Linked DNA regions of Homo sapiens: region 2 is linked to region 1. Evidence: chromatin contacts called from ENCODE Hi-C or POLR2A ChIA-PET data. All regions are on one chromosome and are shown on one strand. Each heading gives the region's core, a stretch centred on a gene start or an enhancer-like site at or near the end of the contact. The rest is flanking DNA. Distances are from core to core; before and after follow the strand shown. Region 1 holds the start of FGFRL1 (fibroblast growth factor receptor like 1). Region 2 overlaps MAEA (macrophage erythroblast attacher, E3 ubiquitin ligase).

Region 1 (5,104 bases), core at 2,605-5,104:
ATATGGAACATGGTCACAGCATAAGCATGTGTGTGCTGTCCTCTACTTGCCCTGTCACCTCCAGCATCTTGAACATATGGAACATGGTCACAGCATAAGCATGTGTGTGCTCTCCTCTACTTGCCCTGTCACCTTTGTCATTTCCAGGTCAGTTACTACAACCTCCACCTCCCGGATTCAAGTGATTCTCCTGCCTCAGCCTTCTGAGTAACTGGGGCTACAGGTTGCCTGCCACCACGCCTGGCTAGTTTTTTTATTTTTAGTAGAGATGGGGTTTCACCATGTTGTCCAGGCTGGTTGTGAACTTCTGGTCTGAAGTGATTCGCCCTCCTCGGCCTCCCAGAGTGCTGGGATTACAGGCGTGAGCCACTGTGCCCGGCCCCAGGTCAATTTTGATTGATTTTTCCCATCTCTCCATATGGGTCATAATGTCCTGCCTCTTTTCATGCCTGTTTTTTTGTTTTTTGTTTTTCCCGGATATTCAATATTTTGTATTCTACCTTGTTTGGTGCTGGATATTTTTGTAAACCTATACATATCTTTGCATTTGTTTCTCGAATGTGATCAAGTTACTTGGAAACTGTGTGGTCCTTTTTTTTCAGGCAGGGTCTCACTGTGTCGCACGGGCTGGAGTGTAGTGGTGTGATCTTGGCTCTCTGCAGTCTCGGCCCCCTGGGCTCAAGTGATTCTCCCACCTCAGCCTCCCCAATAGCTGGGGCCACAGGCACGCATCACCACATTGGCGACTTTTTGGATTTTTGTAGAGATGGGGTTTCACCGTGTTGCTCAGGCTAGTCTCGACCTCCTGGGCTCAACTGGTCTGCCTGCCTTGGCTTCCCAAAGTTCTGGGATTACAGGTGTGAGCCCCCACATCTGGCTCTGGGTCTTCTTATTCAGTGGTGTTTGGTGGGACCTGAACTGTATTTAGTCTCGTGTTGATGCTTCCCTACTACGGGGTGAGAACTTCTTCCTGCTCTAACGATGCTTCCCCACTCTGGCTGCTGAGCACAGGCACTATTCCCAGCCCTGCATGGGCTCTGATCCTGGGTGGGTCTTTCCCTGGCCTTGAGTGTTTTCTTCACGCTCCTGCACTGATCTGTGCTTAGCTGAAGCCTCCAGGCAGACCCTCTGTGGGTGTCTGGGCTTCTCGGTGCAGCCCCCTCCTCTCCAGCACTCTGGAGCACCTGTGAACTCCAGCCCCTGCCTGGCCACCTCTGTCTTCCCAGTTGAGGGAGACGCCGGTGGCTGCCTGGGTTTTCTCTGCACCGGCCTGGGCAGTGGGCGGGACTGTCCTCGCTGCCGGGTCGCTTCCCCTCTCTCCAGCACCACGGTCCTCGGTTTCGTGAGCCCAGTGCCTTACGTGCTGTTTTCACACCTATTTTTTTGGTTGCTGCAGCTGAGAGTGTGTAAGTCACTGTTACTGCATCTCCATTCTCTGCCAAGCCTCCTCCACCCGCCTGTCCTTGTCAGTCCCTACACCTGCTGTTCCTGAGATGCCGCCTCTGTGAGGCCTGCCCGGCTCTCCCCCAGTCCTGCCTCTTCTGCCCCGGGGCAGGTGCTGTCGCGGGCAAGCGAGGATCCGTGCTAGCGAACCTGCGCGCCTGGGGCTCACCGGGGCTGGGTAGGTGGCTACAAGAACCTGTCTTCCCGCGGTCACCCCATGGGGTTGGCTGAGGATGGGGCCTGAGACCCCGAGGGTGGCTGACCGCCCCGTTTCAGTTTTAAGGGGCAGGACGTGCTTGCGCCGGCCCCTCGGCTCCGCGCTGCCTGACCCGAAGGGCCGTGGGAGCGGGGAGGGCCCAGTCCCTGTTCCGGGGGTGGGCGAGGGGCGGGGGGCTGCCTGAGGACGGGGCCTGGGCCGGCCGCGGGCTGGGACGTGGCGGGCGGGGCGGGGCGGGGCGGGGCGGGGCGGGGCGAGGAGACGAGGAAAAACGCCTCGGGAGCTGCCGCGCCGGCGCCGCCGCCACCGCCAGAGGGCAGCGCGTGCCGGCGCGGGAGGCCCGGGCCCCGCCCCCGCCCGGCCAGGCCCCGCCCCCTCCCCGTCCCCGCCCCTGTCCGCCTCGGGCCCCGCCCCGTCTGCCGCTCCGCCCCTGGCCCCGCCCCCCGTCCCGGCCCCGCCCGCCAGGGGCCGCGACGCTGCCCGTGCCCCTCCCACTGCCCGCTCATTCGGGGGCCGGCACCTGCCGGCCTGTCCGCTCCCTGCTTATACTTTGCACGCTCGCAGCCACGTTTCCGCACACCTGTCCCCTTTCCACGCACCTGTGTCCGGCAGCCCGCACATCTGTGGGAGCGCTGCCTCCTCGCCAGCTGTCCGGGAAGTTCAGCGCCGCTCTCCCACGGGCGTGAGACCGCCCCACCCACCTGTCCGTGACTGCAGCTCCGGCCGGGAGGGCGGCAGGTGGGCCCCGGCGCTGCTGGCTCCTTGTGGGACAGGGCCGCGGCGGCGGCGCAGGACGTTCTCCCGCCGGGAGGACCACGCGGCGGTCCCTGGACCCTTCCCCGGGTGCACAGCGGCGGCTGCGCCAGCGGGGGCAGGATGGGCCGTCCGAGCGCACCTCCATCCGCCCTCGCGACGCCCACGCTGGCCCAGACGCGGGATTTGGGGTGGAGGACGCTGGGCTGGGAACCAGCACCTTGGGACGGCCGGGTAGTTCGGGCCTTGAGGAGTCCCACACCCTGACAGCTGGCGCCCCCCACGCCCCGCCTAGCTCTCCTCGGCCTGGGGACACCGGCTGCCAGGCCTCTCCAGTTTCAGCCTTTCCTGGGAGGACTTCCTGGAAGAGGGGGCTTCAGGCCCCAGAAAGAGAGGCTGCTCTGGGGGATGGAGGAGGTGCTGGGATGGTGACTCCGCGGAGTCGAGGGTGTGAGGCGGGATGTGGGCAGGCCGTGAGGTTTGTGTTGCAAGACTGGGAGGCAGGATGAGGGGAGGCCATGGGGCGGCTGGAGGTGCGGCCTGGGAGCCCTGCGTGCTGGGCCCTGGGCAGGGACGGCAGGCGAGGCGTGTGGAGGAAGAGCCGCGAAGAGCTGGGCGCTGTCTTCTCCACGCCTCCGTTTCTTCATCTGCTCCTGGGGCCGCCTGCCCGGTAGCGGAGATTGAATCGCATGTTGACGTCTATTACGATGATTAATGTTCTTGTCATTCCCGTCACTAGCAGGTGAGAGGCTGGGAGGCCTCAGGTGGGAACATACCTTTGGCCAAAGGCACCAGGTAACCCGAACGCCCCGGGGAGGACCCCTGCCTGCATCGCCGCGGCCGTCCCCCCCTACCCCGTCCCCAGCAGCTCCGGCTGGGCGAGGCCCTGCTTCTCCCTTCTGCTCCCGAAGACCCCCCGGGGCGCAGACCTGGAAGCCTCGAAGCTCCCGCGGCCGTCCAGTCCGCCCCCTTCTGAGCAACCAGAGAGCGGTCTGGGCCCGGCCCGGGGCTGCGCAGAGGTCAGACTGCCGCGGGCAGGGCCGGAGCCTGCTCTGGGGGTCGCGGAGGTGTCTCGAGAGTTGAGGACCCGACCCGGGCGCGCGCGGGCGCAGGTATGGGGAGGGCGCGGCGGCTCCTGGCCGGTCCTAGGAGCCTGCGGGGACCAAGGGCGCGCGGGCGGGGCCGGGGGCGCGGCGAGGCTCGGGTTGGGGCGGGGCGGGGGCGGGGGCGGGGCCGGACCCGGGGAAGCCGCCCGCCCGCGGGGACGTCCGCACCGCGAGGGTTAAGGCCGGGAGCCCGGCGGGGCGGGGGCGGTGTGCGCGCGCGGATTGGGGAAAAGTTTGGCGGCGGGGCGGGGCACGGGGGAGGGCTGACGCGCGCGGATTGGCCGGAAGTTGTGCCGGGGGCGGGTCGGGGGTCCGGGCTCGGCGCTCGCTCCGGGAGAGTTGACAAAGCCCCGCAGGGAAGGACGCCTCGCGGCGCGGCGCCCCGGGCCCCTCGCCCCGCCGCCCCGGGATCCCGGCCCCGGCCCCCGGCCCCGCGGACTCGCCCCCGCCGCCTGCCCGGTCCGGGACCCCGCGCCCCGAGCGCCCGAGCCCGGACCCCGACCCGGCCCGAGCCGCCCGCGCCCAGGTAGCGCCGCCCCGCCCCGAGACCGGGCCCGGGGGCGCGGGGCGGCGGGATGCGGCGCCCGGGGCGGCGATGACCGCGGAGCGCACGCCGCGGGCCCGGCCCTGACCCCGCCGCCCGCCCGCTGAGCCCCCCGCCGAGGTGAGCCCCCCGCGCGCGCGGCCGCGACCCCAGGTGGGCACACGGGGGAGGGCGGGGGTCCGGGGCGGGGGCGGGGAGGGGCGGGTTCGGGGCCCCAGCTGGGCACGGGTCATGCGCGCCGCCGCCGCTCCTGCGGGCCCCCGGCCTGCCCCGCCCCCGCCCCCGCGCCCCACGTGGGCCCCCCCCAGCGCAAATTTGTCCGCTAATGGCGCAGGCGATTATCTGCGGGGCGCTGAGTGTTGTGTGTCCTGCGGGCAGGGCCGGAGTTACAAGCGCCAGGAATCCAGACGGTGTTTGGAGAGGGGGGGCGGCGGGGGAGCCCGGTAATTAGTGTAAACCCTTTGTCTGCCTTTGATACCCACAGCTTCTCCCCGCTGCGGCTTCCTCCGCCTGGAGCGCGGGCGGGGAGGGCCTGTGGGGAGGGCGGCCAGACCCCTGATCCCCGCGGCCCGGGACCGGGGAGGGCGGTATCTCCCAGTTCCACGTGTTAGTGACGGCGCCCCCAATGTCCCCAGGTCCGGACAGGCCGAGATGACGCCGAGCCCCCTGTTGCTGCTCCTGCTGCCGCCGCTGCTGCTGGGGGCCTTCCCGCCGGCCGCCGCCGCCCGAGGTGAGTTCTGGCGCCCAGCCCGGCCAGCCTGGCCTCCGCCAGCGCCGCCCCCTTCCCGCCCGGCCCTGAACCCTGCCACAGTGCCCGCCTGGCACGCGCCATGCCCCGCCCCTGCCGCCCCGCTCGCCAGGCCCCCTTCCTTCCAGGGCCCCCTCACCCATGGGCTGTCCACAGCACCCACCGGGGCTCCCCTAGCTGGCTGGAGGGGTTCCCCTCATGCGTGCTTGCTGGCCAGGTGGGCTTTAGTCCTGGCTCCCCAGGACATGCTCCTGGTCTTGCAAACACTTTCATACTCGTACCTGCAGTCCAGG
Region 2 (5,104 bases), core at 1,774-4,273, 320 kb after region 1:
GGAGTGTAGAGGAAGCAGTGGCCTCAGGGCGGGACCCAGGAAGCTGCTTTGTCCTTGCAGAGGGGTTGGTGCCTTTGCTCCAGCAGCTGCACCTGCTGCTCTGCCCTCCCAGCTGTGCTCCTGGAAGCGCCCTGAGCGCCCTGGCCTTCGGGTTGAAATGCTGGGCGGCTGCACGCCCCACCGCAGCTGCAGGAGCAGGGGGCGGGACTCACATTCAGAACCCAGTGTTCCCTGGAAAGTCTGCTGCAGGTTAAAGTGGCAGCTTCAGCCTCAGCCCTGCCTTCCCCGTGCCTGTGAGAGAGGGGTTCAGAGCTTTGGTTGTGGGGTCTGCTGGTGGACATGCGGGTGCGGCACCCGGGCACCTGGGCTCTGTGGGATGTGCTGTCTAAGCCCTCGTCTTGTCTTTGCCCTCAGAGCTGCCTGGAGTTCAGCCTCAGAATCCAGGAGTTCATTGAACTCATCCGGCAGAATAAGAGACTGGACGCTGTGAGGTAGGCATTGCGGACGTGCGTCTCCTCGAGGGAGGGCAGGATGTTCGGCTGCGGCCCCTGCCAGCCCTCCCTGTCGTGGTCTGGGTCCTGGGACGTCCCCTGGGTCGTCCCCTGGGTCTTGAGTCTGACCCCTGCCTGCTCAGGTGGCTGCTTCTCCCACTGTTCCTGAATGGGACTTGGGGAGTGAGGCCTGGAGCCTGGCAGGGCCCCCGCCAAGGTGTGGCCCCAGGTGGGCATCCAGACCCCCGTGGCTGCCAGGGGAACCAGCTTTGAGGTCCCGACCGTCCACGTAAAACACGTGGATCAGGCTCCCGGCACCCCCTTTCCACATTGGAAAGTGCCGCCAGCCTCAGTAGATGGGAGTGTCTCTGACGTGTGGTCCTCAGGTAGCTCCAAGCGTCCTGAGCTTGGGAATGTCCCTCACAGTCATCGGGGAATGTTGACAGCGTGTGATGAGGGCACTTCTGGGTTCTCCGGCCTGTCTCCGACCCAAGGGCGGCGTGCAGTGAGCTGAGGCCAGCGGCGCCCTGGTGGTCAGGCCTGAGAAGGGGATGCTGGCTGTCACTGTGGCTCAGCCCAGTTGGGGTGCACGGCGTCTGCAAAGGAAGAGAGGCTGTCCGCTGGCTTCCCGCTGGCTCCCCAGAGTGGGCATCGTCAGGCAGCAGTGGTCCCTGGCCTGGGCAGTGTCGGCCAGTTCATGCTCACCCCGTCTCGGGGCAGGGCTGCTCCTTGAGTGCTAGGTCGTCTCACTCACTTTCATGGAGGTTCCTGAGCGGCCAAGCCTTGCGGTGACGCTTGAGTTGCTGTGTGGGGTGTGTGGGCCTGGCTGGCCCTCAGCTCCCGGGCGAGTGCCCAGCAGGTGTGTTTGCCAGGAGGGGGCACCTGTCCATGCCCACAGAAACCCGACCGCGACTCCATATCCACCTGCAGTGGGCCGGGTGGCCGAGTGTTCCACAGAAGGCCCATTTGGAGAAGTGGGCGTCTCACGATGAGGTGCTGAGGGTGGTCCCCAAGACGCACGGCAGAACCGCGGCAAGTCCCTGCCCTTGCGTGGACCCTGGAGAGGCCCGGGGTCCTGCTCCGGCTCCTGATGCTGACCTGGGCGCATGGTGGCAGGTCAGGCCTCGTCTTCACGCACGAGGGAGCCAGGCCTGCAACGAGGTCCCTTCTGTGCCTGAGAGGGCTAAAGCGGGGATCTCGGGACCCGGGCCAGTGGAGAGTGGCGTGTGAGCATTGCGGGGACACGGCCAGGGGCCCCCTGTCAAGAGGAGGGGCTCCCGCTCTGCTCTGGCCTCCGTGTGGCCTCGGTGCCTGTGTCGCTGGCCTCTGTCCGGCGGCAGTCTGCTTCCATCCCGAGTCAGCCTCCGTCTCCTTGAGGGCCCCGGCCACTGTCAGCCCTGGAGTCTGAAAACAAAACGTGTCCATCCCGGAGTCCCTCCGTCACAGATGTCTTCATCTAGGTGGCAGCTGGTTCCGCATAGGGTCTGTTGACCTGTTACCCCCACTCCGCATAGGGTCTATTTGCCTGTGTTACCCTGGCTCCGTGTAGGGTCTGTTTACCTGTGTTCCCCCCGCTCCGCGTAGGGTCTCTTTGCCTGTGTTCCCCCCGCTCCGTGTAGGGTCTCTTTGCCTTGTTCCCCCTGCTCTGGGTAGAATCTGCCCTAGAGACTCGCGGGGCCTCCACCTCATAATGTCTGAGCCGAGCTCAGAGCTGTGCCCTCTGCGGCCTCGTCTGTTGCAGGGGAGCAGGCAGGTCCCAGGAAGTGCGTGTCCTTCCTCCCGCAAGCAGACACGTGCTGCCTCGAAGCCTCAGCAGCCAGCCGGGCAGGCATGGCAAACAACACCCCAGTGTCTCGGGGGCAGGCGCAGTGTGAGCTACATCCTCTGCTGGGGCCGTCTTGGGAGTGGTTCTCCAGGTGCCAGGGCCTGGTCAGGGAAGTCCGGCCTCAGCTCAGCGTGGCCCTGGAGCCACCCACAAGGCACACGGGAGCTGGGCTGGGGTGGCAGGTGGGGCATCGGCAGGACGTTTGTGGGGTGAGGGAGTGCGGGTGTTTGGCTGGGAGCCCAGAGGGTGTTGTGTATCACTCACTGAGGCTGGACAAGAGGGAAGGCGGAGAAGCCTGGCCACATGTCTCCTGAGGGCTCCAGGCAGGGCCCTCTCACCTGCTGCCAGGGTCCCAGCCCGCAGGAGCTTCCCGTCCACCTCTGAACTCACGGTCCACATGGCGCTGGAGCGTCGGGCACCATCTACAGGGCTTGAGGCCAGCAGCCTAGCCTCTGGGTCCACTGGGGCAGGCAAGGTGAGTCCTGCTGTCTGTGGAGCCAGCGTGCTGGGCCGGGCAGGGGGCCTCGTTGGCTGGGGTGGCTGCAGCTCCGCCCTGCCTGGGGCATTTGTGGGTTTTTGCGAAATGCAAAAGTATGAGCTGCTAGTGATTAACTTTTAACGCCTTTAATTTTTAGTAAATGAGTAAGTGAATCCCTGACCCCAGGCGGCTGGGACCTGGCCTGTACTTCATGGGCTTTGTGTGAGCAGCTCCGTGCCGTCTGTCGCACACCCACACCTCAGCCTGGCCAGGCACAGTTTAGGAATTTTGTCTTCTGGGTGTTTCTCTCTCTCTCTCTTTCCGTGTGTGTGTGTGTGTGTTTTGAGGTTGAGTTTTGCTCTGTTGCCTGGCACAATCTCAGCTCACCGCAACCTCCGCCTCCCGGGTTCAAGTGATTGTCCTGCCTCAGCCTCTGAGTAGCTGGGATTACAGGCGCCCACCACCACGCCCGGCTAATTTTTGTATTTTTAGTAGAGATGGGGTTTCACCATGTTGGCCAGGCTGGTCTCAAACTCCTGACCTTGTGATCCGCCCACCTTGGCCTCCCAAAGTGCTGGGATTACAGGCGTGAGCCACCGTGCCTGGCCCGTGTGTTTATATTTTTAAAGAAAAATGGAAGTTTTTGTGTTTCTTATGTTAGCTGCATTTAGTTTGTTAAAAGTCACGGTTTTGTTTCCCCTGTGTCCTGTGGATGCATACCGTGCTGTTCTCCCCGGACCTGCTCTGAGGGCCCCACATCTCGGCTGCAGTTCTCTGTGTGTTGGGGCTGAATGCTGGCATCAAACGATCTGAAAAGAGTCAGCCGCCACTGTTAGGTTTTCTGTTTCTGTCTTGGGGTCAGGATTTGTGGATCAGGGACCTGGGGTGCGAGGTGAGGCAGCTTGTTAGGCGGATGATGTCTGTCTGGGGTTTGATTGATGGTGAGATAAGACGCGTAAACCAGGTCATGCAAATGAGATCTTGTAGATGTCAACCACGGAGATTAAATTTCCTCTCTTCAGCAGCTCTGGGAGGAGGTGAGATGCCCGTTGGCCGTGTTCTGTGCACGTCTTGGCGTGTGACGAAGGGTGACTTGTCTCCAGAGATGGAATGAGGGGGTTGGGTGGGGCTCCTCCTGGACTCAGACCCACGCCCACCCACACGCTCCAAGGAGGGGGATGCATGGGCACTGGAATCTCGGATGGCCGTCCCCAGCCCCTGCACACGCACCCTGCGGGGTCAGCCGTGTGGACTCACCCCCGACTCCCAGTCCCTGTATGCACCCTGCGGGGTCGGCCGTGTGGATTCACCCCCGACTCCCAGGCCCTGCACAGGCCCTGGGGCGTCAGCCATGTGGACTCCCCAGGCTGGGTCCCAAGCGTGGACGCCCCCCACTCCCTGCTGCCCCGGGCTCTCCTGGTGGTGCTTCCAACACGTGGTCCCCGTGCTATCCATCAAGGGGCTGCTGGGCCACCTCCTACACTAACTCCAGTCTCTGCGAGACACTGCATCTTCTCCAAGGCCACCGTGAGCGCCTGGCACCTCCTCAGCCCTGTGTTCCTTGGTACATGCCTTGTTCTGGACAGCACAGGGCTGACTCACACATGGGACTTGAGGCCCCTGGTTCTGTGCATTGGGGTCGCTTTGGCAGAGGGGCCCTGAGGGCTGAGAACGTGGGGTGCACAGGGGCCCGTGTGAGGGTCAGGACATGGGGGTGCAGGCCCTCAGGACAGCCAGAGGGACAGTGACCCTGTGTGTGGGGGGGGGCATGAGAATGGGGGCCCTGGGGGTGAGCAGGTGCCCGCTGGTCAGCTTGAAAGGGATCTGTTATGTTCTGCTTTGGTTTCTTGGTTGCCCAGCCTTAGACTGGAGTGGGGTTCTGGCCTGGAGTAGGCCTGTGTGCATCCCGCAGAGTTGGCTCAGGAAAGATCGTGGCTGCATGTGGTGTGTGGCACGCTCAGGGCTGAGAGGGCTGGGCCGGATCTGCAGGGAGTCCAGCCTGTGGGCTGAGGGAGGCTGTTCTTCGGAAGGTTGTGCTGGGCGTCACTGCCAAACAGCAAGGACTGCAGTTGAGAAGACTACACGTTCTTGGTCCGCTGGGGCCACGGGGTCCGTGGGGGCGAGCATCTGGGGAGAGTGGGAATCCTCAGGGTTTGGGTTCCTTGTAAACCAGAATCGCTTTGGAGAGCCCTCGGGGGCAGGTGCCATTTGCAGTTCTGGTGTTTTCCGTGGGTTGTCTGTGTGGCTTGGGTGCCCTGGTCCCCTGGAGGAAGGAGTGTCTGGTAGCTGCTCCTCCAGCCTCTGGTGAGC

Evidence for each region. Hi-C counts contacts between places; a loop is a spot of excess contacts on that map. ChIA-PET counts read pairs that join two places held with the same protein, here RNA polymerase II (POLR2A). Pooled maps may share reads with other maps.
Region 2: a loop to region 1 is called in a pooled map, with 2.3 times the contacts of the local background. The contact joins the enhancer-like site here to the promoter of FGFRL1 in region 1. A Hi-C loop is called at or near these places in 21 of 168 maps with a recorded cell type or tissue (B cell, CD14-positive monocyte, CD4-positive, alpha-beta T cell and 14 more), 33 of 37 single-sample maps with no recorded cell type and 31 of 50 pooled maps. POLR2A ChIA-PET finds 5 or more read pairs at or near these places in 4 of 52 experiments (CD4-positive, alpha-beta memory T cell, GM12878, H1 and 1 more).

Annotation. Positions count from the first base shown.
Region 1 is chr4:1,007,772-1,012,875 of GRCh38, forward strand. FGFRL1 (fibroblast growth factor receptor like 1) reads left to right here and starts at 3,855. Exons shown (of 7, transcript NM_001004356.3): 1 at 3,855-4,183; 2 at 4,699-4,793. The coding sequence starts at 4,715. RefSeq lists silencers at 1,678-1,787, 2,038-2,137, 2,428-2,497, 3,328-3,847, 4,527-4,596 and an enhancer at 2,178-2,810.
Region 2 is chr4:1,327,213-1,332,316 of GRCh38, forward strand. MAEA (macrophage erythroblast attacher, E3 ubiquitin ligase) reads left to right here. Exons shown (of 9, transcript NM_001017405.3): 5 at 415-491. Among named protein-coding and RNA genes, the nearest start is that of UVSSA, 17 kb to the right of the region's middle. Within about 2 kb of position 3,024, at least 6 of the 41 ENCODE cell types and tissues checked have a DNase peak (open chromatin) inside an H3K27ac peak, as active enhancers do; they include CD4-positive, alpha-beta T cell, CD8-positive, alpha-beta T cell and PC-9, where a contact is called at or near this core.